2 separate regions of the Homo sapiens genome follow, and region 1 is linked to region 2. A link is an interaction called in ENCODE POLR2A ChIA-PET data of the cell type or tissue named here. Cell type or tissue: PC-9. All regions are shown on one strand. Each heading gives the region's core, and the rest is flanking DNA. Links, peaks and the distances in the headings are about the cores only.

Region 1 (5,364 bases), core at 112-5,111, 420 kb before region 2:
ATCCATGCTTGACTATAAATGTGTGAACAAGGTGTGGAAGGCTGTTTCACACCGACAACTGCAGCTACTTCTTAGGAGGGGACTAGAGTTGAAGGAGACAGTCAAACTGGAACTTTAGATTTATTTTTAAATTTTTGATAAGAATGATGTATTCAGGCTGGGCATGGTGGCTCATGCCTGTAATCCCAGCACTTTGGGAGGCTGAGGTGGGCACATCACTTAAACTCAGGAGTTTGAGATCAGCCTGGCCAACATGGCGAAACTGTGTCTCTACTAAAAATACAAAAATTAGCTGAGCTTGGTGGCCCATGCCTATAATCCCAGCTACTAGGGAGGCTGAGGCAGGAGAATCACTTGAACCTGGGAGATGAAAGTTGCAGTGAACCGAGATCGTGCCACTGCACTCCAGCCTGGGCGAGAGAGACTCGTCTCAAAAAAAGACAGGGTCTCCCTATATTGCCCAGGCTGGTTTAGTCTTGAACTCCTGGCCTTGGCTCCCAAAGTGTTGGGATTACAGGCATGAGCCACCGTGCCTGGCCCCATTTCTTAATTGATAGTTAAAAATAAAACAAAACAGCACTGAATTAAGGGCCCAAGTCTCTCAATTCTAATCCCGAAATTATAGCATGATTTTGGGCAAGTGCCCTACTCACCTATCTCTGTGGCTTCTGATCTCACCTGTAAACACACAGACCCACCTTCCACCTGAACCCTGGATTTACAGTCTGCACAGCATTTTCTCATCCATTATCTCACCTTGTTACCCACAACCCTGGGATTCAGGCAAAGCAAGTATTATCATCCTCATTTTATAGGGTAAGAAATTGGGGTTCATGAGGGTGAGTTGTCTGGCCTGCGGTCACACACTGTGGTCGTACAGGTCCTTACTTCGAAACATTGTGAGCTGACTCAGATAATGAGTTTATAAAGCCCACAAATGGCTAATGGGGGTGACCAGGCTGTGCTGTGTAAGCTATTAGTATGGCAACAGGATCAGATATGGAGCTGTCTTCAGGGACCTAAAGGGAGCCCTTTAGGCTAGTGAGGACAGGGCTATAATCCCTCCTGGTTTCTTTTGTTTGTTTTTGGTTTTTTGTTTTTTAAATGGAATCTCACTCTGTTGCCCAGGCTGGAGTGCAGTGGTGCGATCTCAGCTCACTGCGTCCTCCACCTCCCGGGTTCAAGCCATTCTCCTGCTGGGATTACAGGTGTGTGCCACCACGCCCAGCTAATTTTTTGTATTTTTAGTAGAGATGAGGTTTCACCGTGTTAGCCAGGCTGGTCTCGATCTCCTGACCTCGTGATCTGCCTGCCTTGGCCTCCCAAAGTGCTGGGATTACAGGCGTGAGCCAAAAAAACCCACCATCTTTGAGATGGAGTCTCGCTGTGTCCCCCAGGTTGGAGTACAGTGGCGTGATCTTGGCTCACTGCAACCTCCGCCTCCCAGGTTCAAGCGATTGTCCTGCCTCAGCCTCTCGAGTAGCTGGGACTATAGGCACGTGCCACCACGCCTGGCTAATTTTTTTATTTTTAGTAGACACGGGCTTTCACCATCTTAGCCAGGCTGGTCTTGAACTCCTGACCTCATGATCCGCCCACCTTGGCCTCCCAAAGTGCTGGGATTACAGTGAGCCACCGCGCCTGGCCCAATTTTTTGTATTTTTAGTACAGACGGGGTTTCACTATGTTGGCCAGGCTGTTCTCAAGCTCTTGACCTCAGGTGATCCACCTGCCTCGGCCTCCCAAAATGCTGGGATTACAGGTATGAGCCATGGTGCCCAACCCCGCCCCCCTTAGGTTTTAATGAGAGTCCTGGGTGGTCTTTGAAGGCCTAGGTGGATGCTGGTGTCAGGATCCTGAACCCAAGTCCCTGATTTCATAAAAAGCATCCGGAATCCTGCTTTCCTGCCACTGTTATCCCACAGGGGACAGGGCAGGAGTTGGCAGCTCAGGGCTGGTGAGAAGTCCAGAGGGCTAGCCAGGCACTCTGGCCATGCTCTTCCTAGGTGGCCTGAGAGTCCATATACTGAGCCAAGATGGCGGCCTTCCAGTTGCAGGAGTGTTAGGCCAGCCCAGATTGGCAAGCTGGGTTCTCCAGGCCCTGGGCCAGTATTCTGGACTGGGACTCAGTGGACTTTGAAGAGGTAGAATTCCCTAAGTCGGCCTCTCTCCTTGATAATTTACCCAGAATGGCCCAGATGACAATCTGGGTACAAAATATTTCAGTCCATTTCATCATGTTTACCAAGTACCAGGAGTCAATAGAATTTATGAGTGATAACTAAAGGGTAAGGCACTTTACATCTTAATCCTCTCAGCCACCTTGTAAAGCAGGTATTATCTCCATTTTTAAGTCGTGGAAACTGAGGTCCAGGGAGGCACAAGATCACATGACTAAGGGAGTGGGGAAAGCCAGGATTGGAGATTGGGTTAATAGGGCTCCAAAATGCCTGATCTTTCCACTCCCCTGAGTGCTCAGGGGTGATGAAGATGACTAAGACCCTGTTCCTTCCCTTGGGAGGGAGCGAAATACCCACTCCAGCTAACTATTGCATGGGTCAGGGTGACATCACCACCTCTGCAGCAGATGGAGGCTGATTCATCTGTGGGAGAGTCAGGAGGGGCCTCTGCGGAAGGGTCGGCTGGCTGGAAGGGTTGGCTGGCTGGAAGGGTCGGTTGGCTGGCGGGGGTTTTGAAGACGGCAAAGATAGAGAATGAGCCTTGGGGAGGTTCCAGGGCCAGATACAAACTGCCTGTATGCCTCCCAGGCAGGGGCCTCCTTGGCCTAGGTCCTTCCCATAGGAACTCAAACCACCACCACACTAACCATGGCTGAGGGGACCCGGCAGGCCGCAGTGGGGAGGGACGAGATCCCTGAGCTTACACAGGGGCTGAGGGGAGCTCAGTGAATCACCTAGGGGACACCTGGACCAAAGGTGGCGGAGGGGCGCATGGGTCTCCCTGCCAAGCTATGGGGGAGGGGATGGTGGACATGACAACTTCCAGCTCAGCGGTGCTTTAGGGTGGGGAGCCGGGATGAGGGAAGCTGGTGGCTATCCGGGGGGGGGTGCTCTGAGGTCTGCAGGGGAACTGCCTCCCCAAAGTTTCAAGCTAGGGGTGGAAGGGGGGATTTGCGGTCATTAGGAGCGGGAAGGAGGCCGGATGGGAGCACGAGGTGTCCCGCCTCCAAAGGGTGGAGGGCTCCCGGTGGGTGGCGCGGCGGCGGCCGCGGCGGTGAAGTCATCGTGGGGAGTGGTCCGCTTGCGGCGGGTGCGGGGGCTTCGCGGGCACCCAGTGGAGCAGCGGGAGCCCGGCGCCGTCGAGGGGCGGGCGATGGGGCGCCGGCCCGTCTTGGTAGGGGTGGGCTCCGCACTGGAGGCGGAGCTGCTGCTGGGTGGGGCGCGCCTCCGGCGCGGACGGAGGCGGCGGGACGCCCGCTCCCACGACCGGCCCACAATGAGGCGAGCGGGCAGCGCGGAGTAGGCGGCGGCCGGCCGGGCCGGGCCACGCGGCGGCGCTGCTCGGGCAGGTTAGGGCAGGGCCGCGGGGCGCCCGAGCGAGGACACCGCGGCCCCGCCTCCGCCCCTCCCCTCGCCTGCCGGTCGGCGCCCGAGCTCGGAGCCGCAGCCGCAGCCGGAAACCGGGCCCGCGCGGCGGCCGCCGTCCCGGCCAAGCCGGGGCCCCGAAGCCAGAGCCGGAGCCGGGCGGGCCGCGGGGTCATGGCTGGGCCGCGGGGCGCGCTGCTGGCCTGGTGCCGCCGCCAGTGCGAGGGCTACCGCGGCGTGGAGATCCGCGACCTGAGCAGCTCCTTCCGGGACGGCCTGGCCTTCTGCGCCATCCTGCACCGGCACCGGCCCGACCTGCTGTGAGTGCGGGGCCCCGGGCGAGCGGGCGGCGCGGGGCGGGCTGGGGCCGCGACCGCCGCCCCCCCTCAGTAACACGAAGCCCGGGCGGTGACAGGCGCCGCCCCCGGACACGGAGACGCCGACCCCCCCGACGGCCCCGGACGCCGGGCGGGTCCCTGAGACCCCGGCCCAGGGCGCCCCTCCCCCGCCCGGCCGCCCTGACCCCGCCCGTGGGATCCCGAACTCTCCCCCGAGGCTGGTCCCTCCGCGGGGACACTGGCCCCGCCCACAAAGCGCTGATTTCCGCCGAGGATCGCTGAACCCCTAAGCCCTTGACCTCTTTGAAGGGGTGTTGAGCCCTCTTTGGGGGCCCTGGGCCTCTCCTACCCTAAACTCTTCTCCACGGGCTCGCCGGGCCTCCCCTCTCCCCCGAGGCTTCCCACTCGGGGTGGCCCCTTGCTCCGGGTGTGCAGGTGAACCCCCACTTCTCTGACCCCCAAATAGGAGCTTGTCTCCGGACAGTAGCACAGTTCCCGGCACAGAGGAGACCTCGGCTAACAGGTGTTGGATGAATGGATGTACAGACCCTGTGCTTTCCCCACGCCCCCCAACTTAGGACGCAGCCCTGCCTCCCGGGTGTGTGCTCGATGGCCCTGCAGCCCTCCTCAGTGGGGCACGCAGGTGGGGCGCGCAAGAGGAGTCACAGGCCGGCAATGTTGGGAAGACTCCTAGGATCCGATTGATAGACACCAACCGGGTGCTGCAGGTTGTGAAATGGCCCCTTCCTGCCCAGAGCTGCCCAATGAGGTTCTCATGGGAAAATGCATTCAGACTCCCCGGAACAGTTGACTTGGAGCCTCTGTCTTTGCTCTCTCTGCCTTGAGCCCTGGAACCTCTCCTCCTTTCGTCCCTTCATTCCTAAAACACTGGGTGAGTTTATCTGGTGCCATTCCTTGCACTTCAGGTCTCACCTGTGAATCAGGGAGGAGAGTTCTGGTCCCTACCCCTTTCGCATGCAGCCCTCTTGCCAGGGCTCCCCCAGCCTGGCAGATGGAGGCTTTCTGTGCCTGTTCCACCTCCAGATTTGCACTGTCCGAGGGCAGCATGTGGGAAGGCTTCTAAGGGATTGCCTCAGGATTCCATGATGCAGGTGCACCTGGTTTACCTGTATGTACCCTGCAGTACCGTGTCTGTGGGTGGTGGCTTGGGCCCTGGAGGAGAGGGTTTTGGGGCTGTGGATACAGAAGGGAACAAGATGAGGTGGTCATGTAGGTGGGCCCCTGCCCGCTGTGGGGCATGTGACACCCATACTAATGGAAGCACAAGGTTGATGCCTGGTTGCCCAGGAGCAGGGGGTAGAAGGATGGAGGAAAAGGGCACCAGGGTTAGACCTGGGCATTGGAAGGGAGGGCCCAAGGGGTCTTCTGTTTTGTTTGAGGGGCAGGAGTGAGGCAGGAAGCAGGGACAAACCCAGTGTGGGAGGGGACTTGGGTGTGAAGTGAAGCCATTTGGTGGGCCT
Region 2 (5,364 bases), core at 92-5,091:
AACCTGGGAGATGGAGGTTGCAGTGAGCCGAGATCCCGCTATTGCACTGCAGACTGGGTGACAGAGCAAGACTCTGTATCAAAAAAACAAAAACAACAACAAAAAAGAAGCTAGCTTCAAATAGTATTCTGCAGCCAGGCACCGTGGCTCATGCCTGTAATCCCAGCACTTTGTGAGGCCAAGGTGGGTGGATTGCCTGAGCTCAGGAGTTCGAGACCAGCCTGGCCAACATGGTGAAACCCTGTCTCTACTAAAAATACAAAAAAAAAAAAAAAAATTAAAAAATAAAAAATAAAAAACTAGCCTGGCATGGTATGGTGGTGGTGACTGTAGTCCCAGCTACTTGGGAGGCAGGAGAATTCCTTAAACCCAGGATGTGGAGGTTGCAGTGAGCTGAGATGGCACCACTGCACTCCAGCCTGGGCGATAGAGCAATAGAGGGAGACTCCTCTGTCTCCAAAACAAAAAAACAAATAGTATCCTCCCATTTTGTAACAGTGTGACACTAGGCAAGTTCCTAAAATTCTTGAGTCTCATTTGTAAAATGGGGATAATATAAATCACAAAAACAATGTAGCCCAGAAGCAGCCCTGAGTAAGAGGAAGATGCTTACATTACAATGTTGCTATTCTTAGGAGCCGAGCAGAGTTCAATGCAGGGCTCCTGACTTGGGCTCCTCTGAGCACCTGAGCCCTGCAGGCTGTATCCCCCGCCTCTCCTTTCCTTTTGTCACCCTTCCTCTGGAGGGGCCACCGCCAGCCCCTTCTACGGTGGGAGTTGGAGATATGCAAACCTAGTTGGGCCCAGGGGAGCTGCTAGCCTTGCCCATCTTGGTCTTGGCTCTCGAAGGCCCCGGTGGGAAGCTTCTCAGGGTCCTCCCCTTTTCAGGCCCTGTTCATGGAGAGTCTGTGGCCCACAGGCTCCAGAGGTTCCCCCGCCCCCAGCCCTGCCAGCCTGAAGATGCTGTCCTGGGGCACTCTCCTCTCCTTACCCAGCTAGGCCTTGGCTCTTTGTCCCCAGACCCTTCCATGACATCCTACCCACCCCTCACTATTCCCAGGGCACAGCTTTGGCCCCAGGCTCTCTTTTCAGGCACTTCTTCCAGGGAACCTCACCACTGGGCCGTGCCCGGTCAGGTCACTCCTGCCAGGGCTTCCTCCCTCCTCTTCCATCTTCAGCGGAGAGGCAGCAGGGCAGGGTAGCAAGGTCTGGGTTTGGTCCCTGGTCAGTCTGAATTTCAGCGCGACCTTGGAGAATCCACAGCCCTTCTCTGAGGAGCTGGACAAAGTGAGTGCTAAAGCTCTCAGTCTCCCCAGCTGAAGCTAAGGGCAGGGCTGGATGGGCAAGGACCCTACACTCCACATCCCGGGCACTAAGCTGAGAAAGACCTTGAGGTGACAAATCTGGGCTCAGTGGGAAACGGCTCTCCCCGCACCCCTTACCCCCATATTCAAAACCTGAGCAGCTCCCATGAGCTCTACCTTCCAACTGGATTCTGAACCCAGCCACTCTTACCACGTGTGTCTTCCACTTGGCTACTACAGTGGCCTGTTAACCACTGAGATCTGACTGTGGCTACTGAAAATACACCAGTGGCTCCTTCTTCCCTTAGCATGAAATTCACATTCTTTCCCAGGGCCTGCTATGATCTAGCCCCTGCCTGCCTCAGACCCCATTTCAAACCTCACTCTCCCTCCCTCACTGTCTGTCATCTCACCATGCCTCAGGGCCTTTGCCTGGCTGTTCCTCTGCCTACAATGATCTCCCCAAATCCTCCATGACTGCCTCCTACTCAGGGCTCAGATCACAACTCAAAAGTCACCTCTGCACAGAAGCCCTCCTTGACTGGTCTTCAGTGGGCTTCCTTCCCCTCTGTCCTTCCTGTACTGGGGATATCCTGCTTTTTTTTTTTTTTTTTTTTTTTGATACGGAGTCAGTCTGTCGTCAGGCTGGAGTGCAGTGGCGCGATCTTGGCTCACTGCAACCTCCGCCTCCCAGGTTCAAGCGATGCTCCTGCCTCAGCCTCTTGAGTAGCTGGGATTATAGGCGCGCACCACCACGCCCAGCTAATGTTTGTATTTTTAGTGGAGACGGGGTTTCACCATATTGGTCAGGCTGGTCTGGAACTCCTGACCTCGTGATCCGCCCGCCTCGGCCTTCCAAAGTGCTGGGATTACAGGTGTGAGCCACCGTGCCTGGCCAGCTGCTTTATCTTCTTCATGGTACTTATGACTGGCTGAAACATTAACTTGTTCATTTTTAATGCTCTTAGGGTCTCTCCAAGACAGAGAAATCTCCCATAGGTGCTCCTGTGGGTACCCAACTGGTCATGGGTGCCCCGTAAATACTTGTGCAATGGTGATGTTGTGTGTGTGATCTCAGGGGTGAAGGCAGGGCCTGACACTTTCCATCCTGAGCCAGATGTTCCCTAACAGCCCTCCCTCAGGGCCACCTTGCCCCACCCATCCCTTCTCACGGTGGCTGCCTGTCCTCCTGCTCTGCTGGGGCCCTCTGTCCTCCTGCTCCACTCAGCATTCCCTGTGCTGTTGCAACTCCCAGAGGAGCCAGGAGCGCCTGTCACGTGTCCCCAGGAGCAGGGAGCACTACACAAATCCTTGGCATCCCCAAAGGGCCACCCGTGCCCGGCCTCCAGCTCACCTCTGCCTGCTTCCTTCCCTCAGCTTGGCCTGTCACCCCCGGCCCTATGGGCTCCTCTGACCCCTCTGCTCATCACAACATCCCTTGTTTGTGCTGCAGTCAACCAGCGCCCAAACCTGCTCCTTCTGTCCTCTGAGAAGCCAGGGCTTCCCGTTCCCAGCTCACACAACCACTCATTAGCTGGGCTCCGGGAATGAGGATGATTGCTGCGACTAATAATCCCGATGCCCACAGCAGCGCTCCTCGCTCGGCATAGTTGGTGCGACTCATCATCCTGCCACATCACACGTTCACCCACAAGCATTTCCTGATGCCAACTCCTTGCAGGGCCTCAGAGGTCTGCGCCGGCCCCAGCTTGCCAGGAGCTGACGATCCGACAGGAGAGGCTGAATAGACACAAGAAAAAAGAGGGTCCTACAGTATTGAGAGAATACGCTAGACAGTGACCGCCACAGGAAAGTCAGTGTCTGGGGGCAGTGGTGGTGCCAATGGCTGGCGAGCAGCCGTCTCCCCTTCGCCCTGGGCATTTTGTGATGTGGGCAGTTGCTATTCTTGTAATTTTATGTGAAGTGCTACACAAATACAGCACTGAGACAAGTCTCCGACCCCTGCTTCCCCTGCCATCAGACTGTCTCCCTAAGCCCTGTCTATAGAGAAATTCTGAAGTTGACACGGGGGTGGAAGGGAGGAGGCAGGACTTGAAAGTAGGTGGGATGCCGGGCACGGTGGCTCACGCCTGTACCCCCAGCACTTTGGGAGGCCAAGGCGGGCAGATTACCTGAGCTCGGGAGTTCAAGACTAGCCTGACCAACATGGAGAAACCCCGTCTCTACTAAAAATACAAAAAATTAACCGGGCGTGGTGGCACGCACCTGTAGTCCCAGCTACCCGGGAGGCTGAGGCAGGAGAATCACTTGAACCAGGGAGGCAGAGGTTGCAGTGAGCCAAGATTGTGCCACTGCCCTCCTGCCTGGGTGACAGAGCAAGACTCAGTCTCAATAAAAAATAAACAAATTAAATAAATAAATAAATAAATAAATAAATAAATGTAGGGGGGATCTGGATGGTGGTTGGCTGGGGGGAAGGAACAGCCCTGAGCAATAGCTGAACGGTAGGAACCTCGGATATTTGGGGGTGGGAAGGGCCCACTGTGGGGAGACCAGTCAAATGGCACCCAGGCCTCCCTCAGGGGAGAAGGCTGAAGAGGATGGAAGAGGTAAGAGGATCTCTAATCCCAGGAGCTGACTAGGAGATTTAGCCAATGGCTTTGCTCAGAACAGCTTAGAGTTTTGCTCATGGACAAGAGGAGAGAAAAAAACTAGGATTTACTGGATGGACAGCGTGCAGGCTCCCCACTGGGTACTCAGCACTGAATCTGGTTTAATAAATGCCACAGGAATCCTGTGAGCTGGAGATCACCCTGCCCATTTTGCAGGTAGAAACCTGAGGTTCACAAGGAGTTCAAGATCAGTTCAGGCAACAAGGGAGACCCTGTCTCTATTCAAAAAATAAAAAAATTAGCTGGGCATGGTGGCACATGCCTATGGTCCCAGCTACTCAGGAGGCTGAGGAGAGAGGATCGCTTGAGGCCAGGAGATCGAGGCTGCAATGAGCCAAGATCATGCCACTGCACTCCAGCCTGGGCAACAGAATAAGATCCTGTCAAAAAAAAAAAAAAAAAAAAGGAGGAAACCCGAGGCTCAGAGAGTTTAAGAGAATCTGACCAAATAATGCATAAAAGTTAGGAAGGGCCTGGCGCAGTGGCTCACGCCTGTAATTCCAGCAGTTTGGGAGGCCGGGGTGGGCAGATCACGAGATCAGGAGATCAAGACCATCCTAGCTAACATGGTTAAACCCTGTCTCTACTAAAAACACAAAAAATTAGCTGGGCATGGTGGTACGTACCTGTACTCCCAGCTACTTAGGAGGCTGAGGCAGGAGAATCACTTGAACCCCAGAGGCAGAGGCTGCAGTGAGCCGAGATTGTGCCACTGCACTCCAGCCTGGGTGACAGAACAAGACTCCGTCCAAAAAAAAAAAAAAAAAAAATTGGCCAGGCGCGGTGGCTCACGCCTGTAATCCTAGCACTTTGGGAGGCCGAAGCGGGTGGATCACTTGAGGTCAGGAGTTCGAGACCAGCCTGGCCAACATGGCAAAGCCCCATCTCTACTAAAAAAAATACAAAAATTAGCCTGGCATGGTGACGGGCACCTATAATCCCAGCTACTCAGGAGGCTGAGGCAGGAGAATCGCTTGAACCCAGAGGGTGGAGGTTGCAGTGAGCCAAGATTGCGCCACTTCACTCCAGCCTGGGTGAAAGAGCAAAACTCCATCTCAAAAAAAAAAAAAAAAAGGCTGGGCACGGTGGCTCGAGCCTGTAATCCCAGCACTTTGGGAGGCCGAGGCGGGTGGATCACGAGGTCAGGAGATCAAGACCAACCTGGCTAACACAGTGAAACCCCGTCTCTACTAAAAATACAAAAAATTAGCAGGGTGTGGGGGCGGGCGCCTGTAGTCCCAGTTACTCGGAAGGCTGAGGCAGGAGAATGGCATGAACCCAGGAGGCAGAGCTTGCAGTGAGCCGAGATCGCGCCACTGCACTCCAGACTGGGAGAGAGAGCGAGACTCCGTCTCAAAAAAAAAAAAAAAAAAATTAGCTGGGTACGGTCGCTCACTCCTGTAGTCCCAGCTACTTGGGTGACTGAG

The links. ChIA-PET counts read pairs that join two places held together with the same protein. Peaks named below come from ENCODE experiments on the same cell type or tissue, not always from the same donor. Only the 100,000 strongest peaks of a DNase experiment are listed, where the experiment ranks them.
Region 1: POLR2A ChIA-PET joins it to region 2 with 5 read pairs; 1 of 35 experiments calls an interaction of 5 or more read pairs at or near these places.

What each region holds. Positions count from the first base shown.
Region 1 is chr22:37,902,704-37,908,067 of GRCh38, forward strand. It overlaps MICALL1 (MICAL like 1), which reads left to right and starts at 3,594. Exons shown (of 16, transcript NM_033386.4): 1 at 3,594-3,865. The coding sequence starts at 3,720. RefSeq lists enhancers at 2,285-3,100, 3,101-3,916, 3,917-4,732, 4,733-5,364 and silencers at 3,207-3,926, 4,037-4,146. In PC-9, for the core only: no CTCF peak of the experiment used is centred there; DNase peaks (open chromatin) are centred at 2,558, 3,448 and 4,608; H3K4me3 peaks cover 2,284 bases; H3K27ac peaks cover 4,818 bases.
Region 2 is chr22:38,325,057-38,330,420 of GRCh38, forward strand. The region is part of intron 5 of TPTEP2-CSNK1E (TPTEP2-CSNK1E readthrough); the gene reads right to left. Among named protein-coding and RNA genes, the nearest start is that of CSNK1E, 10 kb to the left of the region's middle. RefSeq lists enhancers at 1-412, 2,460-2,971 and a silencer at 568-862. In PC-9, for the core only: no CTCF peak of the experiment used is centred there; a DNase peak (open chromatin) is centred at 2,895; H3K27ac peaks cover 665 bases.